Linked DNA regions of Homo sapiens: region 2 is linked to region 1. Evidence: chromatin loops called from intact Hi-C (ENCODE). Cell type or tissue: uterus. All regions are shown on one strand. Links, peaks and the distances in the headings refer to the core of each region. The heading gives the core; the rest is flanking DNA. Region 1 overlaps KANSL1 (KAT8 regulatory NSL complex subunit 1). Region 2 overlaps KANSL1 (KAT8 regulatory NSL complex subunit 1).

Evidence for each region. A loop is a pair of places that touch in the nucleus more often than their neighbours do. Peaks named below come from ENCODE experiments on the same cell type or tissue, not always from the same donor. Only the 100,000 strongest peaks of a DNase experiment are listed, where the experiment ranks them.
Region 2: it touches region 1 in a loop (2.4-fold over the local background); 3 of 110 quality-filtered maps call a loop at or near these places.

The regions. Positions count from the first base shown.
Region 1 is chr17:46,148,940-46,160,565 of GRCh38, reverse strand. The region is part of intron 2 of KANSL1 (KAT8 regulatory NSL complex subunit 1); the gene reads left to right. It overlaps LOC107985027 (a long non-coding RNA gene), which reads left to right. Exons shown (of 2, transcript XR_001752923.1): 2 at 7,600-9,638. Among named protein-coding and RNA genes, the nearest start is that of KANSL1, 39 kb to the left of the region's middle. RefSeq lists enhancers at 10,958-11,457, 11,458-11,626. In uterus, for the core only: no CTCF peak of the experiment used is centred there; no DNase peak of the experiment used is centred there; H3K27ac peaks cover 1,138 bases.
Region 2 is chr17:46,078,766-46,090,391 of GRCh38, reverse strand. It overlaps KANSL1 (KAT8 regulatory NSL complex subunit 1), which reads left to right. Exons shown (of 15, transcript NM_015443.4): 4 at 7,850-7,951. Among named protein-coding and RNA genes, the nearest start is that of STH, 85 kb to the right of the region's middle. In uterus, for the core only: no CTCF peak of the experiment used is centred there; no DNase peak of the experiment used is centred there.

The DNA of each region.
Region 1 (11,626 bases), core at 1,415-9,414:
TTCCAGCACTTGGGGAGGCCAAGGCGGGCAGATCTCTTGAGCCCAGGAGTTCTAGAGCAGCCTGGGTAACATGGCGAAACCCCTTCTCTACAAAAAAAAGTAGCCAGGCGTGGTGGCATGCGCCTATAGTCCCAGCTTACACGGGAGGCTGAGGTAGGAGGATTGCTTTGAGCCTGGGAGGTAGAGGTTGCAGTGAGTCGAGATTGCACCACCGCACTCCAGCGTGAGCAGCAGAGTGAGACCTTGTCTTAAAAAAAGTTGGATGGGTAGAGGAGGGACATTTTGCTAGGGCAGACTAACATCTAGGAAGTGGTTGAAGTTATTTTTTTTAAAAAAGGAAGAAAAGAAAGGAATTAGTATTTATTGATCACACCTTTCTGTATGTTAGGTGGTTTAGGTTTGTTGTCTTTAAATCTTCCATATGATGATGATACCCTGTTTTACAGTTGAGACCCAAGACTATAGATATGTTAAATAATTTGCTTGTGGTCATACATGTTCTATCTTCTGAATAGAAGATAACTCCTGGAACTGATAGAGAGAGGGCAGAAAAAAGATTCTATTTTGAGAAATGGAGCAACCTGAAGGCACATAGCTTTGCTGTTTGCTGTAACTCCTTTAGACAGCTCTCTGACCACACAGTACGTGGGTGGACACCAGCATTGACCAGGAGGGATGGTGGGAAGTTTAAATAGTTTTCCTTTACTGTAATAAACACTCTAGAGAAGTGAACTATTAAAGGTTTTTCCCCATCAAATGGCTAAATTAAACATTTTTGACATTCGAAAGGGATGATTTATATCTTATGTGGAAAAGCCCCAAACAACTATTTCCCCAGTTGCTGGAAAAGGAGCTCTTTTGAGTTATGAAGGTATTTTATGTTCTTTCTCCATTATTCTTAACTTGTGCTTACAGGTGAATTGTAAGCATGTGCTTTGTGTTTAGTATTTTCCTCAAGAAAACTCTTGCTGGTAAATCTAGTTACCATAGAACTTGAAAGGATATTGAAAGAATAGTTGAGGACTATCCTGATTGGTTTTCATCTACTTAGTCTGTATTTGTGTCATTTCAGTGTCTGAGTAGGTGGTTTGTGATTAACATTTCACATGTTATTTTTATTGATTTGGCAAGTACCAGAAAACTTGAAGGATGAACTAGAGGTTATTTTTCTTAGCATTTGTGGTATTAGTACTAAAAGGGGAGTAAGAGAGTAGAAAGAATTCTGGACAACTGTTAAGAATTGTTACATTTTGTCTACCTAGGCTCGAGTTCCTCACTTTTAAAATTAGGACTGTACTTTTTGGAAGAATATTGCTTGTTGTTTTGTGGTGGGACCAGGCTGTGATGGGAAAGGCTGTTGTCATAGGCATAGGCAGGCCTTTTGCTTTGCTGAGGTATAGTGAGCAGCCCGGTGACCCTCCATGTAGCCTGCATTGCATGCAGTTTCCACAGGGTCCATAGAGTTAGTGCAAAGCTCCAGCAGGCCTACTCACCTGCTTTTCTCATGAGGCAACCTGGGACCAGTGTGTCCCTGTAGTAACTGTAATTTTTTGTTGTGTTCACTTATTGCAGTGAAAAAAAAATCTGAGCGTAAGGTTCTGAGTGGACCTGGAAAGGGGTGGGTGTTGTAGTGAGAGACTGAAGACAAAGGCCTGTAACAGATGGGTATCTTTTTAGCTTAATCAAGCTATTGCTGGAGTGTTATGCTTCAGAAATAAGTCTCTTGGCCGGGTGTGGTGGCTTATGCCTGTAATCCCAGCACTTTGTGAGGCCAAGGCAGGCAGATCGCTTGAGGTCAGGAGTTTGAGACCAGCCTTGCCAACATGGTGAAACCTCGTCTCTACTAAAAATACAAAAATGAACCGGGTGTGGTGGCGGGCACCTGTAATCCCAGCTACTCGGGACGCTGAGGCAGGAGAATCACTTGAACCCAGGTGGTGGAGGTTACAGTGAGCTGAGATTGCTCCACTGCACTCCAGCCTGGGCGATAGAGCGAGACTCAGTCTCAAAAACAAACAAAACAAAAAATACAAAAATTGGCTGGGCATGGTGACACATGCCCGTAATCCCAGCTACTTGGAAGGCTGAGGTGCAAGAATCACTTGAACCTGGGAGGCAGATGTTGCAGTGAGCCGAGATCGATCGTGCCACCGCACTCCAGCTGGGCGACTGAGCGAGACTGTCTCAAAAAAAAAAAAAAAAGTCTCTAATGGAAAACAAAAATTTATCCCAATTCCCCCAACCCCTCCTCCCAAAAAGCAAAACAATAAAGAAGTTTTGTTATTCTTGCTTTTTTAAAAAGGAAAATAAAATGCTTTCATTATTTCCCAGAAACAGTTGATTTAAAAACTATTGCAGATTATAAAGTTCATTTATGTAGAACAAATAAGGTACTTAGTGCTTTTTGCACCGTCAAATGTCAAAGGCAGAATTTCAGTTACTGCTTTTTAGGTGCATAAAATTAGCATAGTTGAATACTTCATTGATTCATTTAGTTGCCTTTCATAGAATTTTACTCCAATAACAAAAAGATCTGGGGTTTTTCTAAAATTTTCTTCAGGTCTTGAGAGTTTTTAGCTGAATTGCTACAACTATTCTTTCTCTAGATTTCCAACTGGGCGAAAATGTTTTTCTTTTTAAATTGGCACTCTCCCAGCATATTTTTCCAGCAAGTATTCTTTGGGCACACCCTGTGCGTAGTGAATTTTTCAAGATCCTTATTCAAAAGGCTGGGAGGACAGGCCAGTCTTTTCTTTGTAAGATGAAAACAGAATGAAGCTTGCTTAAGACTCATTTTGCTTCTGCCCAACTGTATATGAAATTGATCTCATGCAAATACACTCAAGCATTACCAGAAGTAATTTGACTTGATAGTGTAAGTAGAAAAGCTAATTTAGTATTTGCAGGCGGTTTGCTTAGTGCAACAGGTGACCTCTCAATTGAGAATTCTTAATTTGTTCTCAATGATAACTTGATAGTAAGCAGGTCTCAGGTCCAAGAGTTGAGAAATGTGAGGTGACTTTGAAATTTTCAAGGTAATTGTACATTCAAGACATTGACATGATATGTATATATTTGGTTTTACATTTTATTAGGTGCTGAGGTTGTCATTTCCATAATGTCCAAAGCAATGTTAGATTATTTAAGCTTCCATGGTTTACTGATGGTATTACTAGATGAGATAAATGCCTTTAATTTCATCCTTGAATGGTAAGATTGGCTGACTAATTTAGGGAAGGATAAGGTACAGAATTGCTCTTGGGTGTTTCCTAGCAGGCTGGCCTTCCAAGAGCAATAGCTTAATGTTTGTTCCTTTAATAAGTAGTACTTAAACAGTGATCAGGGGAGTTACCATAATTGGTAATCTGAATGGAAACTAAAATGTGTCATCATTGAGGATAGTCAGAAGTGTCCTTGTGGCAGTCCTAGAAAAGGGGTTCCAGAATTTTCCGAGCAGAGAAAAATATAAACATTTTCAAGGTTCTAATTATTTGGAGACTAGCCTTTCAGGATCATTTATCACCAAGATTAACCTTGCCACCAAAGGGCAAGGAAACACTTCTCTGGTGGTTAGATCAGGAATGATGAAAACACTTAAGAAGAATTGAAAACTTGGTTCCTGTCTTCAATGAGTAATTTATGTGACTGATTTTTTTTTTTTTTTTTGGAGATAGAGTCTCACTCTGTCACCCAGGCTGGCGTACAGTGGTGTGATCTCAGCTCAGTGCAACCTCCACCTCCCTGGTTCAAGCGATTCTCCTGCCTCAGCCTCCTGAGTAGCTGGGATTTCAGGTGTGAGCCACTGCTCCCAGCCTTCCCCTCCACTTTCAAGTAAAAGAGGAAGCATTAGAATTAGACATTGTGGGCCGAGTTCCTTGGGAGGATCCCTTGAGCCCGGGAGTTCTAGACCAGAATAGGCATCATAGCGAGACCCCGTCTCTGTTTCGTTTTAGTATTTTAAATAAAAATTAAAAAACAAGAATTAGGCATTGTGTACTAAGTATTAGATACATGGTACAGGCATTAAATGCTGAAATCTTAGGAGGAGGGAGTGGTTAGAGGGAAGGATTGACTGCTGTAGGCTGAGGTGATAGGAAGACCTGAGAAGAGATGGATCTAGGGTTAGGAGTTTACATTCCAGTGCAGGAGTTCTCCATATAAACACTATCAGATACTGACTTTCTGGATGATCTGGAGTATTCTTTGTTAATGTTTTTTTGAGACAGAATCTCGGTCTGTCGCCCAGGCTGGAGTACAGTGGTGCCATCTCGGCTCACTGCAACCTCTGCCTCCTGGGTTCAAGGGATTCTCTTGCCTCAGCCTTCCAAGTGGCTGGGATTACAGGCATGAACTACCATGCCCGGCTAATTTTGTATTTCTAGTAGAGATGGGGTTTCACCATGTTGGTCAGGCTGGTCTTGAACTTTTGACCTCAGGTGATCCGCCCACCTTGGCCTCCCAAAAGTGTTGGGATTACAAGTGTGAGCCACTGTGCCCGCCTATCTGCATATTTTTAAACTACTTAGGAGGAGAAGTTTTTTTCTGATATTTACAAGGTATTTCCCCCAGCTTTTGTCATTTGAGTAATAGCTATCACAAGAAAGGATTGTTCTTAGAGTATGTTTTCTTTTGAGAGATAGGGTTTCACTCTATCACCCAGGTTGGGGTGCAGTGGCGTGATCATAGCTTACTACAGCCGAAGACTCCTGGGCTTAAGTAATCCTCCTGTGTCAGCCTCCCAAAGTGTTGGTATTATAGGTGTGAGCCACTGCACTTAGCCTGTAATATCTTTTAAATAGTTTTTTTTTTTAATAGACTGTAGGAACTAGAGTGTTATGCTCCTCTTCTGTGTTTATGTGGTTTTTCCAAAAATGAATGTTTTTTAGGCAGGTTTTCTTAACAGAGGCACCATTAACCTTTTGGGACTAATAATTATTTGTCATGGGAAGCTATTCTGTGCACTGTAAGAATGCCTGATGGCGTCTCTGGCCTCTACCCCCTAAATGCCAGTAGGACCTTCCCTCACCCTAGTTGAGACAACAAAATTTTTCCAGACTTTATTATATGTGCCCTTTTGGGGGTTGGGGTAAGGTCAAAATAATCCCCAAGGCTGGGAGCAGCGGTTCACACCTGTAATCTCAGCACTTTGGGAGGCCGAGGTGGGCGAATCATTTGAGGCCGGGAGTTCGAGACCAGCCTGGCCAACATGGCGAAATCCTGTCTCTACTAAAAATAGAAAAATTAGCTGGGCATGGTCGCACACGCCTGTAGTCCCAGCTACTTGGGAAGTTGAGGCAGGAGAATCGCTTGAACCCGGGAGGTGGAGGTTGCTGTGAGCCGAGATGGCAACACTACAGCCTGGGCAATAGAGCAAGACTCCATCTCAAAAAAAAAAAAAAAAAAAAAAAAATCCCTGGCTGAGAACTATTGGATTAGGGCCTCCTGTACCTATCTTTGAGGGGGAAAGGATGCTACCATCAACTTTTCTGAATGCCAGGAATGCCTTTTAGTATAGTTATTTCACTTACTATTTTATAGCATATTTTAATTGTATAGTAAGCATTGTGTCTGTTTTATGGTAAGGAAACTAAAATTGAGAGATTAGGCTGCTCGTGGTGGCTTATACCTTGTAATCCCAGTACTTTAGGAGGCCAGGACTTTGAGGCCAGTGTGGTCAACATAGCAAGACCCCATCTCCATTAAAATAATCATAAAATAATAAAAGGGAAAGATTAAACCTGGAGATGGCATCATATAAACCATGTATAATATGGGTTACTTATGCTCTGATTGTTTACTCCTTCCCCCCACCACACCCTCTCATTTCTTTGTCCCAGCTCTAAGAAAAGCATACAATATCCTTTTCCTGTATTCTGGTACTGTTTAAGGCTTTGCAGTGAAGATGGTTTGGTGAGTCAGACCACTTTTAAAGAGGAAATTCTACCCTTCCCTTCATTCTCTCTCTTTTTATAATTGTGGTGAGAGCCCGGGCACGGTGGCTTAGGCCTGTAATCCCAGTGCTTTGGGATGCTGAGGCAGGGGGATCACTTGAGCTCAAGGAGTTCGAGACCAGCCTGGGCAACGTGGTGACGCCCATCTGTACAATAAACCACAAGAAATGAGCTAGATGTTGTGGTTCACACCTGTAGTCCCAGCTACTCGGGAAGCTGAGATGGGAGGATCACTTGAGCCTGGGAGGTCGAGGCTGCAGTGAGCATTGCAAGTAGAAATTCTTAAAGTGCAACCCTGAGGGGGGAATATCCTCCCTCATTTGTCAAGGGACAAATCAGAATGTTAGCATTTCCCCACTTCCCTCATTGCCAGTAACGTATAATTTAAGCATGTGGATATGCCAGTCAGCTTTCCACAGCTTAACTGGGGTGGAGAGAGGTGTGCGAACCAGTGCTTTGTTCTTTCTTGTCTTTTTCCCCTTACTTTTGTACTCCCACTCCTGCCAAACTAGACATCGTTTTATCCTGGTGTGTTCATTAACCTCTACTCCAAAAATTAAGTGTGGTTAAGGGAGTGAGGTCGATTTCAAAATGCTGCATCTGATTTAGAGGGGGGTATAGTTGAGTGAAGAACTAGGCACTGAAGCAGCAGCTCATGAGGAGAGTGTTTTCTCTTTATTTAAAGCCCTTACATATCGAGGCATCTGGTGTTCATGAAATAGTCTGTTGTGCTGTTCAACTTTTTCACTCTTTTCTTACCTGACTTAGACAATTAACTCCTAGGGCTGGGTTTTCCCTCCACATTGCGATTCCTTCAGGGTCAGATTGTCTTAGTTTCTCTCTCTTCTTTGTATTGATACTTTATTTTTTTGGTGCTTCTCATTTCTTCAAATGTAATGGAATGAGGGGACTCAGACTTTTTCTGGTTTGATAATCTAGTGTATAAATGACCTGGTCTTTTGATGGTTCATGAAATCTTTAACTCCGTCACCTCCAAGTAGCCAGCCCTTCCATGTAGTCTTCATTTCCTATACTAGTGTTCTGTTCCTATTACATAAAAGTCATGTACACGAAACATTTTGTAAACAGCCAGTGGGGTTTTGTATCCCATGCTGTTCTGTTTTCATTTCCAGCCCACATTTTGGGAATATGTTTCTGTGGCTTTATTTATATATTTACTAGTTAATCCCAGAACATTTATTTCCACAGGCTTTTGATAAAAGATAAAGTTACTAATAAGAGTGTACTATTTTACCGAGTAAAACGACATAGAAAGCTAAGGATTTCCTTGTGCCCATCTTTCTAGAAGGGAAATTTAAAGAGGGCTCTTCCAGCTCTAATAGTTTTATAATTATTCGTGTCTCCTAAGCCTGATCTTTCCCCACAACTAAAATGCGTTGATGAGCTGCGTACCTGCATGTATGTCTTTGTTTGCACTTTCCTAGTAAATTAACTTACTCAACAAGGGAACTGAATAATACTTTAAAAAAAAATCCTTGTGATATGACCAGGAAGTCAAGCCACAGAGGCTTCATAGCTAGGAGCATGGCTGTCTTCCCTAAGCCCTTTAGATTTTAAAAAATACTGCTTTAAGTTTGTAATGTTTTATGTCAGATGTGCTCATGACCTGGTGCTTCTGTGTCAGCAGGTATCTCCATACAGCCAAGAATAAAGAAAGAAAGGGATAGATGGAATGAGTTTCATCGTGATTCTAAGTATCCAGGAATAATTTAAAATTATTTATCACTGTGGATTTAAGCATCTGGATTTATTTATTTTACAAATACTTAACATTTTGTTGTTTTGCTCTCTATCTTGCTAATCCCTTTTTTAAAAGGGCTACTTGGATGAAGGTATAAAAACCAGTAACTTATGAAACCCTCGGTTGGTATCAGTGAATTCGCTTATTACTCAATGTTTGCTTGTTTGACTTCAAAAAGAAAACAATTTACCACCTGTGTCAGTCTGACACCTGCTCTTTTCAAACCCTTTTGACATGATCTAAATAAATCTCTGAAATCCCCCCCCCCCCTTTGTGTCTATTGTCAGTATTAGTTTCACCTAAATTCAGGGCCTGTCATCCTGTGTAACAGTTGAGGCTAAATGAGGACATTAATTGGTGGAAATGTGTTGCTTCAAAGGCATTTTTAGGAATAAAACTACAAAGAGCTTCATAGTTGTAATATAGCTGATTCGTCTTCAAAAAGTATTCTGTTGTTTTCTTGATAGTTTTAGGTTTTTATAAGTAAGTTATTAAGAAGTGAATGTTTGTCTGAAATACGTTGTTTTAAGTGAAAGGTGTTATTTGTGTTCTGGGAGTAAGCTCTAGAATCTCAATGTCAGGTTAGTATTTAAGTGGAGGTAGAGCTACTAGTTTTTGTTTAAAATGTTTTTATGATACAGAATTATTCAGGAACTTGTGTATTGATCTGTTTGCCAGCAATGCCAATTCCCTCAAAATTCATAGTTTTCAATTTTTGTTTTCTTCCCACTGTAAGTACCTTTGAGGACTCTCACCCAGTTAACATTTGTTGTGTTCAAATTGCATGGTTCTCAACTTTTGCTATACACTAGAATCACCTGGGTAATTTTTTAGAAGTCCTGTGGTTGTACCACAGATGAGAAAAAATACACCCTCTGGGATGGGATCCAAGCATCTGTATGTTTAAAATTCACCAGGAGATTCCATGATGTAGCCAGAGTCATAAATCACTGGTCTAGGATGTTTTTCAGATTAGGGACCATTTAAAGAAAAGCTGTAGATTTTCCTTCCAGAAACATGGGTATTAATGATTCCCTAAAGCCCCAAATTAAGAACCCCTGTTCTAGGAGTAGCCTCAACATGCTAGATTTAATTGTAAGCAGCTGGTTTAAGAAATTATGTAAGTTGCAATGATGAATATTCCTCGTCACTCACAAATGTTATTCATCAATTTAAAAATTAATATGTATCAAGTACTCAGTGTGTTCCAGGCATGATTTTAGTTACAAGGAGTACAGCAGCCAATAAGATATTACAGTTTTCAGGGAGTTTTATCCTACTAGGGAAGACAGATAAGTAAATAATGACCGAAGGCTAGTTAACAAGTGCTATAAAGAGATATAAAAAGGAAAGAGCCTAAGGAGATTGAAAGTGATGGTTATGGGAGAGAGATGTCTATATTAATAGGGTGGTCAGGGAAAGCCTCTCTGAGGAGGTGACAGTTTGAATGAGATCTGTATGAAGTGTGTGAGCAAGACCTGTGAAGATCTTGAGGAAGAGCATTCAAGGTGTAGAGAACACTTGCAAAGGCCCTAAGATGGGACTGAGCCCGGTTTGTTGGATTTTCATCAGTAAGCCCGGGGTGGCAGGAGCATGCATGCTGATCCAGGTATAGAATGAGTGGTAGAAGGTGAGATCAGGAGCCCTGTAAGCTGTTGTAAGCATCGTTGTTTTAATTTGGTAGAAACTCAGTTATAACTCATTCTTAAATATTTAGCTTTATGCTTAAAATAATTTAGAAATAACCTTGGACTTCCATCTTTTTAGAAATAGCTGGAAGGTTAGCACTCAGTATGTTGTATTACTTCTCTGTGAAAGGATCTACAGTAGACTGAACTTGTCTATGTTATGAGACTGCTCATGTCTTTATTCTTTATATTCATAATGCTGAACACAAGATACTCGTGTTTTTTTTTTTTTTTTTTGACAGAATAGGGATCTTGCAGTTAACTTAGCTGTTCTTAAATTTCTGTTTATAAAAGCCATAATGCATAATAATTTACTGTAGTCGTTATTCCTAGTTTTCCCAGGTAGGCAGTGGTAACATCTGTTTCACAAGATAAGGAAGCAGAAATTTAACAACAATGGCAGAATCAGGATGTCAATCTTGTCCTTTTTTCCTTTTCCCACTTTGCCATGCTGCCCTCTGGGTAATAAGATGGAGACTAATTTTTGAAGGCTTAATTTGTTGAGCCAGTGTCATTAGTTTTTAGGTAACATTTTAATACAGAATAAGTGTGTCTTGGTCTTATTAACAGTGCTATGTTATGTAAAGGAATTTAGTTGTAGGAATATTTTCTTTGAAACAATAATACCTGTTTTTTTATCTCTTGATTGTAAAGTGCTGTGGGAAATACAGAGATGACTTGTAAATAAATTCTGCCCACAGGCTTAGGGGATCTAAGATATAATTCACTGTGGTAAAAGATACAAAGCAATCATTGTCAGAAAAGATACAGATTAAGTGCCATAGAAGTTCTGCTGAAGAAGAATTTCTGGGTAAAGGGAAGGAGACTTCTTAGAGGATAGATGGATTTTAGTTCTAGGTGGTAGTGTGGGAAGCAAGGGAGATGTAGGTGTTTAGAGGGAAAGAAGAAAGGACATTCTGTATACAAATTGAGCAAAGGTTTGGAATTAGAGCAGTATAAGCAGCCACAATCATGGAATACAATTTGGAATCTAGTATGAGAAAAAGGAAATGACCAAGGTTAATGAAGATTATACTCATGGAGGAAGCCTTTGAGTATCAGGCCAAGGAATGTTAAGTTCTATTTTTTTTTTTTTTTTGGTAAGGAAAGTGACTTTTATTTTTTATTTATTTATTTATTTTTGAGATGGAGTCTCGCACTGTTGCCCAGGCTGGGGTGCAGTGGTGCGATCTCAGCTCACTGCAAGCTCCACCTCCTGGGTTCACACCATTCTCCTGCCTCAGCCTCCCGAGTAGCTGGGATTACAGGCGCCCGCCACCACACCCGGCTAATTTTTTTTTTTTTTGTATTTTTAGTAGAGACGGGGTTTCATCATCTCTACTACTAGCCAGGATGGTCTCGATCTCCTGACCTCGTGATCCACCCGCCATGGCCTCCCAAAGTGCTGGCATTACAGGCGTGAGCCACCGTGCCCAGCCAAGGAAAGTGACTTTTAAATCAGAAATCACATGATCTGTGATGGAATTTAGGAAAGTTGATATTAGTTGGTTGGATTAGCACAATCAACAGACTATGCCCTGTATGCCAAATGCAGTCTAAGGCAAGTTTTTGTAAGTAAAGTTTTATTGGAACACAGTCATACTCATTCACTTGAATATTGTCTGTGGCTGCTTTAGTACTATAATGGCAAGAGTTGTGTAGTTGAGACGGAGACTGTGTGGCCTGCAAAGCCTAAATATTTGCCATCTGGCCCTTTACAGAAAAAGTTTGCCAACCCCTGGATTAGAGGAGTGGAGGCAGAAATCCTGTTCATTGTTGTTCTGGTTAGGGTATAAACCCATGCCTTCCTGTCAAATGAAATGAAGGCCAGAATTGTGATAGCCCTAGTAGAAAAAAAGAGGCAGGCTGGGCGCAGTGGCTTACGCCTGTAATCCCAGCACTTTGGGAGGCCGAGACGGGCGGATCACAAGGTCAGGAGATCGAGACCATCCTGGCTAACACGTGAAACACCGTCTCTACTAAAAATACAAAAAATCAGCTGGGCGCAGTGGTGGGCGCCTGTAGTCCCAGCTACTTGGGAGGCTGAGGCAGGAGAATGGCGTGAACCCGGGAGGTGGAGCTTGCAGTGAGCCAAGATCATGCCACTGCACTCCAGCCTGGGCGATAGAGCGAGACTCCGTCTCAAAAAAAAAAAAAAAAGAAAAAAAGAGGCAAGAATGGGTGAGATAAAATAATTTTTTGAATTTGGTAACTTGATTAGGTTA
Region 2 (11,626 bases), core at 1,818-9,817, 71 kb after region 1:
TCAACAAATGGATTAGTTTCCTAGACTGTCATAACAAACTATCACAAATGGGATGGCTTAAAAAATCAGAAATGTGTTCTCTCACCGTTCTGGAGGCCAGAAGTCTGAAATTATGGTGTCAAAAGGGCCATGGTCTCTATGGAGGCTCTAGGGAAGAATCCTTCCTTGTCTTTTTCCAGCTTCTGATATTGTGCTAGTCCTTGGTGTTCTTGGCCTGTAGCTACATCACTGCAGTTGCTGCCTCCATCTTCATATGACCATCTTTCTCTTTGCATCTGTGTAGATTTCCATGTCAGGAGGACACCAGTCATATTGAATTTAGAGCCCACACTAAATGGCTCTTCATAACTTGATTACATCTGCAAAGACCCTTTTTCTAAACAAGGTCATATTCACAGGTTCTGGGTGAACATAAATTTGGAAGAGACAATATTCAACTTGCTCTAACAAGCCATGGAATTTTCCCCCAATGATATATTCACATGCATTTAGTCTTTATGTAACACTATAATTAATAGAAGTTTTTGAGCACTTGTGATATGTCAGGCACTGTGCTAAGCATTTTACTCTCATTCACGATTTTCAAGATAAACAATGGAAGATCAGAGCAGTCAAGTAGTTTGTTCATGGTTACACATCCAAGTGAGTGCAGAGCTATTGCTCAAGTTAGTAATCACTTTAAGTGCTTGGGTTTTTTTTTTAGTTACTGAAATGGAAGAAAGTTTTTCCTATGTGTTTTGGTTAAGTGGGTTGGTGTTCATATTTTCCATGCTGCACCAAGATTTCCCAGCACTTCCTGGGTTGCACAGGTCTTTTTTTTTTTTTTGAGATGAACCTAGGTGATAGGCTGAATCTTGGTGATAGGCTGTTGAGTTATAATTTGTCTTCGGGTGGGAGATTGGAGGGATGGTGGGGCTTTTCTTTTTAAGGATTTACTTTGTTGCTTATTAACATTAATTTTATTTAAGTGGCGTATTACCAAAAAAAAAAAAAGTATTTGTGACTACTGCTAGGTGATTCTAGGATCCAGACACCAGTTTCTGTTCTGTCAGAAGGTAGGTATTACCTTCCAAGCTGTGAAGTGAGTAGAGTCCCTTTTGGGAATAATATTGCTCTCTGGAGAAAGAATATAACTTCTAGGAACTCCTCTGTACTACTTCTGCATGCTGTTGTACTCTTTTAATTTTCATAGTTTGTCAGCTTGTTTTTTAAAAAGAAACTCTTCCATGCTTTAGAAGGAGAAACGAAAACAATATACGTACCTTGAGTGTATACTAATTAAAGGTTTACTCATGTATGTTCGTTTAATGATCAGAATAAATCTTCAGAGGCTTGTAAAAGGCAGAGCTAAATTTAAACTCAGGACTTTTTATCTGATTCCAAAGCATTTTTTTTCTAACATACTTTGCTGTTGTGTCCTTTTCATCATTTCACTGAAACATGTTTGTTGAAATTTCACACCTGGTAAATGAGGGGAAAGAATAGGGACTAAGCAGTTTTTAAGAGGCAGGGTCTTGCTCTGTTGCCCAGGCTGAGGTGCAATGGCCAGATCATAGTTCTTTGTAACCTGAAACTCCTGGGCTCAAGCTATCCTCCTACCTTAGCCTTGCAAGTACAAGTAGCTGGGACCATAGGCAAGTCCCACCATGCTTAGCTAATTGTTAAAGGGTTTTTTTTATTTTAAAGGATGGGGTCTCGCTGTGTTGTCCAGGCTGGTCTCAAACTCTTGACCTCAAGTGATCCTCCTTGCCTTGGCCTCCCAGAAGCACTGGCTTGACTCTTACGTTGTTTTTTAAAATCTCCTCTTCTGACTACTCTTTGAGATTACACAGCTGTAGCTGAGGATGGAAATGTTATTGAGGATGGGAGGTGGAAGAGCATTGAAACTTTTGAATAGGGAAGGAGTTGAATGGGAACTGCAGAAGCTTATAACACCTTTCTCTTCAAAATTTTCATAAAGCTGTTGAAGTTCTCATCTTAATAGGGTTTTTTAAAGCACTTTAGACAACTTATCTTTTCCAGGTAGCCCAGGGTGATTCTTGTGGAACTGGTCTGCAGTGGGGTCACTGGTTTGTCTTGAGATGCATAGGGAAGATTGACCTGATAGAGTGATGTAAGGAAGTATGTGAAATTGCCTGTTAGCTGTATTGCAAATACAGTTGAGAGAGGGTTCATCCACAGAGGAGTCACTTAGGAGGTATTAAGGCTGCATGTAACTGTGACCCATTCCAGTTCCTTTGGTCCTTGTGTAAAGCAGAAGCTTGCTTCACTCTTGGAGTTTTCTAGGCCTGTGCAGCCTAAGCATGATCCTGGCTCTGACTCGGGACATGGCGAAGGAAAAGGAGACTCTTGACCTTTTTCTTCGGCTTCTACCGGTTGCTATTTCATAGTACAGCAGCCCTAAGTTTATTGCCACCAGGCTAATGGCACAGCTATTCAACACTGACCCAGTTTAAACCTGGAATGTTAGGGAAGCCCATGTTGGGGTAGCATGACAGGTGTGGAGTAGAACATTATGAAGTTTTCTCAGCTAATGCTAACCTTTCTTTTCATGGTTATTAAACATGAGTAAACTTTATCCGAAATAAGTGTTATTGTGGCATATGAAACATTGTATACAGAAAAGGGCAAAGTCATTAAGTGTATAGTTAATGAATAAGTATAGCTCAAAATATATTAAATATATTTTGGGGAATGTTAAGTAATTATGTAGACCTCCTCTGTAAAGCCTCACTTTCATCAGTCTCTTCAGTTAGGCTCTTTTCTGCTCTGACATCACCTTCTCTCAACTTCTGTTATAGTACTGTCATAATACTTTGTCTCTTTGTCTGTTCAAGGCTAGATGAACATAAGCTCCTTATGGTAGAATCTGTTTTTATTTTATTACTGTGTTTTCACACTACCTTGCACGTGGTAGCCACTCAATAGATGCTACCTGCATGAATGACTCTTACCTACTTGGATGCTTTTTATTTGCTCAGCCTCTTTTTAGCTGTTTTCATCCTTTTTGGTGTGAGGTACAGTATTAAATTAGAGGATCCAGTGTTTGGTTTTGAATGCCATAGTGAACTTACATATCTTGGGGGCAATGGACAGTGTATGGATGATTGTTGGTTGCTTCAGTGTAACACTTGAGCACATATTTTCAAAAATAGGTTTAATTAAAACTAATGTGTATTCAAATGTCCTCTGAACAAATGAAGAAGAGTTCCATTCTTCTGGTTGTGGAAGCTAGAAACCTTGGCAGTGTCTCTGACTCTTTTCCCTCCTATCTTGTAAGCACATTGGCATAGCTGGTTGATTCTGTCTTCAAATAAACATTCAAGCAGGGGCACAGTGGCTCATGCCTGCAACCCGGCACTTTGGGAGGCCAGGGCGGGTAGATCTCTTGGCCCCAAGAGTTTGCAACCAGCCTTGGCAACATGGTGAAACCCCTTCTCTACTAAAAATACAAAAAACTAGCCAGGCGTGGTGGTATGCGCCTGTAGTACCCCCTCCCACTTGTATCTCTCTCTCTCTCCTGGGCTTAAGTGATCCTCCTGAATATCTGGAACTACAGGTGTGATATTACACCAGGCTAATTTTTATTATTATTGTTTTTGTGGAGACAGGGTTTTGCCACGTCGCCCAGGCTGGTCCTGAACTCCTGGCCTCAAGCAGTCCTCCTCCATTGGCTTCCCAAAGTGCTGGAATTACAGGCATGAGCCGTCACGACCAACCCCACCATTTCCACTTCTTAATCCCCTCACTATCCTATATTTTGTTCTCTCTAGCATTTAATACCTTCTAATGTAGTACATAACATTTACCTATTTACATTGTTTTTCTTTGCCGCAGTATTAGAACGTAATAAGCACTTTGAAGGATGGGTTAGGGGAGAGGGATAGGTCTCTCATTTTTTCTTGTATCCTTAGTACCTAACAAATGCTGATGAGCGGATAAATGATTTAATTAACTGAACAAAAGAGGAATGAAATATTAGTTAGATGCAGACTTTTGCCCCAGTTCTGCCATGTATTGGCCTGTAGAGACATAAGCTTTGACCTACATCCTCTGTGGGTCTATAAAATTATGTCGATGAATAGATGGTCCCTACCAAGTTTTATTATACTCTCTTAGGAGATGTCTTCATAATCTATCTGAGGGTTGTATTTAGAAATTATTCTGTAGTTTAAGGAAAAATTCTTCCCTTTGGAAAATACTGACTGCGTCCTTACTTTCATATAACTGAAAAAGAAAAATTGAAGGAGTAATTTTATATCTAATTGTTAGATTTATTTATCTTCTGGCTATAATTATTATAAAGTTAATATTTTCCTGTTAGGAAAAAAATTATACAACTCAACAAATATTTGCTATGCATTTATTTTCTTGGTGTATGACTCTGCTAAGGGACATGGGTCATTTAAATATATTTGTATTTTGTCCACATCTTCAATAAACTAACATTAGTTAACAATTAAAGGCTGGGTGCAGCGGCTTGCACATGTAATCCCAGCACTTTGAGAGGCCGAGGCAGGTGGATTGCTTGAGTCTAGGAGTTTGAGACGAGCCTTGGCAACATGGTGAAAGTCCATCTCTACCAAAAAATAGAACAATTAGCTGGGTGTGGTGGCTTGCACCTGTTATCCCAGCACTTTGGGAGTTTGAGGCAAGTGCATTACTTGAGTCCAAGAGTTCGAGACCAGCCTGAGCAACTTGGTGAAACCCCATCTCTACCAAAAAAATACAAAAATTAGCTGGATGTGGTGGCATGCACCTGTTATCCCAGCTATTTATGGGGTTGAGGTGGGAGGATCACTTGAGCCCGGGAGGGGGAGGTTACAGTGATTCGTGACCACACCACTGCACTCCAGCACAGGTGACAGAGCTTGACCCTGTCTCAACAAACAAGAAACTGAGGCAATAATAAGTGAAATAAATAATGTGGCATAAGATTATGAATGCTCTGGAAATGAGATTTAAATACACAGAAAGTAAGATACAATCACCGTGCTTTAGGAGGTCTGGCAGTGTGGATAAAGCAAGTAGGAACTCATTAACCCGGGACATTTTCTTGGAAGGAGGTGGGACTTGTTGAAAATCTCTTTGGAAGGACGAACGGCAATTTGGACTGATAAAATATAAAAATGAGTATAAATAAAGATGAACAGCTCATGTGTTAACCTTTAATTCAGTTTTTTTTAACCTTCTACTGACTAATAACCCTTACCTCCAGCAGCAGCAACAGCTTCACATTCATTGAAACATTTGTCTAGGAGATGATGAGATTGGTATAACACTAACAAATATTTGGGGAAAGTAGTTGGAAATTGATCTTTAAAAAAGTTCTTAGGAACCGGTTATGGGAAAATTTGAATAATAAAATGATTTTTGGCATGCTTTGTACAGGAAGCAGGAAGACAGTTTGGGCCCTTAAGTAGGGAATATCTGTTGAATACAACGTTTTGAGAAGGCAGTGGTGTACAAGATAACTGTCTTTTGCAAATAGTTTTTATTTGGATGTGATAAAGTTTGTAAGGTATATCTTATGCTTTTGATTTAGGGAAGAAAATATTTTGAAGCAGAAGTTCTTTAACCAGAGAAACCTCATTTTAAAGGCTAGGGTTAATGTTTCTTGCTTACTAGTTAATGGCCTTTCTCTTGTTTCTGAGGAGACTCCAATTCTTTTTTTTTTTTTTTTTTTTTTTTTTTAATTTTTAAAATTTTGAGGTGGAGTTTCGCTCTCGTTGCCCAGACTGGAGTGCAATGGCACAGTCTTGGCTCACTGCAACCTACACCTCCCAGGTTCAAGCGATTCTCCTGCCTCAGCCTCCCAAGTAGCTGGGATTACAGGGGCTCACCACCACGCCCAGCTATTTTTTGTATTTTTACTGGAGACGTTGTTTCACTGTGTCGGCCAGGCTGGTCTCGCACTCCTAACCTCAACCTCCCCAAGTGCTAGGATTACAGGTGTGATCTACCACACCCAGCCTCCAATTCATTTTTGTTGTTGTTGTTGTTGTTGTTGGAGATAGAGCCTTGGTCTGTCGCCCAGGCTGGTGTGCAATGGTGTGATCTTGGCTCATTGCAACCTCTGCCTCCTGAGTTCAAGCGATTCTCCTTCTTCAGCCTTCCGAGTAGCTGGGACTATGGGCATGTGCCACGACGCCTGGGCAATTTTTGTATTTTTAGTAAAGATGGGGTTTCACCATGTTGGCCAGGCTGATCTTGAACTCCTGACGACCTCAGGTGATCCACCCGCCTCAGCTTCCCAAAGTGCTGGGATTACAGGTGTGAGCCGCCATTCCGGGACCCTCCAATTCATTTTTGATACGGGCTAAGTGTAGTCATATTCCAGAATAGGGAGGCAGTGCTTCTTTTGCTTCAAGAGAAAAAGAGATACATACTTCTTTTTTAAAAACTGAAATAAAATTCCATTTTTCTTTCTTAATGTTTTCCCCTTTTCTGCAGCTTGTATTTCATATTGGTTTTTTAGTTACAAGGACCCCAGGGATGGATCATCTGGTTTAGTGGCTCATAAGAGTCTGTCGTATGGCCTAGAGAGCTAAGACTAATAGTCACAATCCCTAGTCCCCCAAATCTATACTTTAGGATGTTCTTTGAGCCCAAACTAATCAAGTCTAGTGTTTTTCAACTTTACAAGTTTAGGACTTACCAGGGGAGCTTTTAAAGAATAGTAGAATATCCACCTCTGGGCATGGTGGTAGGCACCTGTCATCCCAGCTACTCCAGAGGCTGAGGTGGGAGGATTGCTGGAGCCCAGGAGTTTGAGATCAGCCTCGGTAACATAGTGGGGTTGGCGGGGTGGGGGAGGAGAGAGACACCCACCTCCATGTACCCACCATGTCCTGCCTCCCTTCCCCCATAAAAAGGTAGACTACCTGGCCCCACCCCCAGAGGTACTGAGTAGATGTTGGACCTAAGCCAGTATAGTTTGATAAGGTTCCCCAGGTGATTCTGATAATAAATTTCCATTAAGAGCTTCTTAATCTAGTTAGATCTCTATTTTTTAGACCAGAGAAAGAGATTGGGAACCCTGATCACTTGCATCCCAGTCTTTCGGTTATATAGTGTCATAGCCTTATTTTTGTCACCTCTTCTGGTATACATGGTGGGATTCATATGTAGTATTTTGTTTTTTTAATAATAAGATACCTTCTGCCTTTACCCATCCTGGCTCATTATATGTACAATGGGGAGGACTTGTGGGTTCATTTTTAATTTCTTTTTATGTAAATTGTTTCCTGGAATGAATTTCCAAAGGTCTGAATTTGAAATTGTCAAGCAGGAACTTAATCTGAAGTAATATTTATGCTTATGAAAAAAGCAGGTTCCTTTGGGCCAGCTTTTAAGAAGCTCTTGGTTTCTCATAAATTGTAGGGGACTGTTCCACATTTGTTTCATTCAGTTTTGTTTGTGCAGGTATAGTTGGTGGAGTACATGATTAAGAATAGTAGCATTTTCAGCTTAGTAAGTCATAAACTGCATTTGTTGGCTACAAAAACTGCATTGCTGCTGTTAATCTAGTGGAGTCTAGTAATATGGTATAAATGCCATAATCTGGTAAAGATTTCATATCTGAAAGATATGAATAAAGATGCTAAATGGCTGATGAGCCATGTAGGTCAGAGCAGTCAAGTGGCAGAGAGGGGAGCCTGGGTCTGCTGCTTGTTGAAATAGCTCTTTGGGAAAACAAAGCTGCTGCTGCTGTAGTTTGTTTCTGAACCATAGGGTGAGGAAGAGGGGGCCTCTAGTACACCAACAGTCCTTTTGAGACTTAACTCCTAAATTAAATTTGAAGTTTATACTGCTCACTTATGCTATTTTTCTCCTCTCTATCCTGCAGGGGTTGATAGTTCTTGGGGAGGTACCTCCCCCAGAGCATACAACAGACTTATTTCTTCCACTTAGTTCTGAGGTGAAGACAGATCATGGGACTGATAAATTGGTAAGTATAAAAGATAGAAAGGGGGAAATGCGTGAGAATTAAGGGTGTTGTCTTGGCACACCGTTTTTTCTCTGTAACTAGGATCCTTGCATTGGCTGAAGAAGGGGAACTGTATCTACTTTTATCACTTTTGGTGTTTTAAGATCTGAATTCCTGAATAGGGAATCTAGGGCCCATCCTGCAGCTGTGTAGCTGACCATAGGATTAAAAGCAGCTCCAATTCTCAAAACACTACAGCCAGAGCAAGTAAGGCTTTAGGGAGTATCATTGGGAATCAGGAGACCTGGGTGTGGCTCTGACACCTGAGACATAAGGTCACCTTTCTGGGCCACTCTAATATATTATAGCCTTTTCATTAAAAGGTTAGACTAGAGGTTAAATTCACAAGAACACTGAAAATGGTCTCTGTGGGTGATTCACTGTTATTCTATAATGAGCATTAAACTGTCATTTTCTGTTTCCTTCTGTATCCTAGCTCTACTGTGATTCCTTCTCTTTCCTGGTTTCTCTCAATACCATAGTTAATTTTCTTTCTGAATTCCAAGAGCACTTGTTCTTTTCACTTTTTTACTTTGCCTAAAAGGTTACTGGGTTTTATGAATATTCATATTTCTTGATTTAAGTCTCCATAACTTAATTAGAAATTCCAAAGTCCCACAACCGTAGTTTATTATTTTGATTATGCTTCAGATAATAAAGCTAGTGTGAAGTGATGGCTTTTTAAATGGTGAGTTAAGCAAGCTGTTCTTGTATCCGCAAATAAACCAACCTTATAGTTCTTTTATTTATTTTAATCATTGTTAGCAGGAACGCATGATGTGGTGGAAACTAAATTTTCTCTGAGGCAGATATTGGAGATGTTTAGATCTTGGAAAGATCTCTCACCTAATTTTGAAAGCCAGCCACTGTTGCTAGAGATAAATGTGAAGACACTAGAAGATTGATAGTTCTTAACTGGAAAGTAGTTTTGAATAAATTAAAGAGCAGAATGCCAAGTTTTGCCACTATTTAAGTCTATAATATAAGTTCATTGCATGCTGTTTACAGATCTTTTTTAAGTTATTAATGAAACTTTTAGTGAATGGTCTAATCAGGGTAAAAATTGTTAAGTGAGAAAGGAAACATAGATACATTGGTGGTATGGGTACAGGAAACATGAAACATGAGGCATATGTGATAGGGGAGTAAGTTCTATGTAGATACTTATATATTTGTATATAGAATTTAGGGATTCCAAACTTTTTTGAGTAATCTCCCTGTAGTCATGTTTTCTCTTACCTCAGCACTTCTGAAGGACAGGGCATAACAGTCCTCCATTGTGTTACTAATCCTCATTGTCTTAAAAAATCCACAGTGATTGTGAGACAGTTTATACAGATTCACTTGTACACACACACTCTTTAGGAGCTTGGTCCTTTCCCTACCCTTCATTCATTTACTTGTGTGTTAAATTGTAAGATTCCTGTGTGTGTATTAAATTGTAAGATTCTTGAAGGTCAAGACCATCTTTCCCTTTGTGTTGGCCATACTAGTTTCAACATTGTGCAATAGAATGCTTTTTGGATTGAGTAAAATAAATAATGAAAACAACTAAGTATACACTGTCACTATTTTGTCAAGGAGAGATTACCCCTTCCCTGTTTTCGTGAATTATCTACCCTTTATGAATATATCCATGCTTTCTGAAAAGCGTTCAGAAAGTATTAAGAGAAGACAGGGGTTGGGGGGTGGGGTGGGGGGAGCAGGGACAATACATTTCCATTGTTTATTATTAGTAGAATGGGCGCAGAGCATATGTTTCTTAAAAGCTATTGACTTAAATTTTTAAAATGCCAAATATTTGCAAAGCTGTGCGTATGTCAATTGCCAGGCAAAGTTTTTCTGTATAAGAAGGCAGTATTTAACTTTGCTTGTTTGTTCCCCAGGTTTTTTTGTTTTGTTTTGTTTTAAATTTTAGGAAAGTGACTTTTCTCAGTTTTGCTTAAAAAAAAAAATTAGGTTGCCCGGGACAGAGGGCAACTGTAGGTTTTCATACCCACATGTAACCAGCCTGTTTTCCATTTTGTTAATTTTTTCCCCAAATGGAGGTAGGTGTATTTATTCCTTTTTTTTTTTTTTTTTTTTTTTTAAGACAGGCTCTTGCTCTGTCACCCAGGCTGGAGTGTAATCGCACAATCATAGCTCACTTCAGCCTCAAACTCCTGGACTGTGCTTGTTTATTACCCAAAAATATATTTGAAGACTTGTAGTTTAAAAATAATAATGTCAGAGGTATTTTCTGTTATGTTTAATTTTTTTATTCTCATTTCTGAAACTCAGCTGGAATTAACAAAAAAATCAGCGTCTTTAGAATTGTCAAAATATAGTTTCAAAACATTAGATATAATTCTTTTCTTTTTCTTTCTCTCTCTCTCTGTCTCTCTCTCCCCTCTCTCTTCTTTTTCTCTCTTTCTTTCCATCTTTTTAGACAGGGTCTTATTCTGTCACCCAGGCTGGAGTGCAGTGGTGCGACCTTGGCTCACTGCAGCCTCTACCTCTCAGGTTCAAGTGATCCTCCCACCTCAGCTTCCCAAGTAGCTGGGACTACAGGCATGTGCCACCATGTCTGGCTAATTTTTGTATTGTTTGTAGAGATGGGGTTTTACCAAGTTGCCCAGGCTGGTCTCAAACTCCTCAGCACAAGCAATCCGCTGGCCTTGGCCTCCAAAACTGCTGGGATTACAGGTGTGAACCACTGCACCAGCCTAGACATAATTCCTAAATATATAGTGATTTACTGAATAACAAGGGAATCATGATGGTGGCCAAACTGTTAACAGTATTTTAATACCAGATAAAAAGGAAGAATGCAGGAATATGATTACTCAGTAGCATACAAAAGTTATTAATATCCTATAGAACAATAAAGCTGTAACTTTGGACATTGTTTTCAACAAGATGCAAACCAACTTTAACTTGTCAGCGTTCTAAAATAAACATCCAGTAAGACTTCTGGGCCCTAATCAATTATAGATAGTAGGTAAAACAAAGTTAAATAATTTATGGAGAGTCAGATGTTTCCTGGGTGGGCTTGTTAGGTAATGTCCCAGTGGTACACTGCAAGGATACATAGTCTTTTTGCTTTATTTCCAAACAGGATGATTGTTTATTGACAGAACCAGTATATATCTGCTTGGGTCTTGAATACAGTACAGATATTATTGAACTAAGTTGTTCTAAAAGGACCCAACCTATGAGCAAAAGAACTGGAGACTGAATTCATGGGTGAACCTTTTTTGAGTCATGGAGCAAATCAAGGAATATTTTCTGGGTTAGGGAAGTGGGTACTGTTTTTATACCACAGAGTAGTGGGTTAGAGAAAGGGAAGACCTAAGGAGGAATGCCTAGAAAAATGCCTCTTTTTTTATTTTAACCTCTTCATTCTGACTTCTGACTCAAAGGCAGTTTTAAAGGTGTAAGGCTAGCTGAGGGAGAGAAAACTTAACGGGCCTCTAGCTTGGTAGCTGCCGATAAGTCGTGTGTACAGATAAATGCTTCTGTGAAATTTAAGACTCCTTTTGAACAAAGAGGGTGTGCCCTTGGAAAGAGAGCATGTAAAAAGCGGTTGAGAGTTGTTCTCTAGTGTATTGAAACATGCCTCTTATCTTCCCCACCTTCTCATTCTCTCTCTTCAAA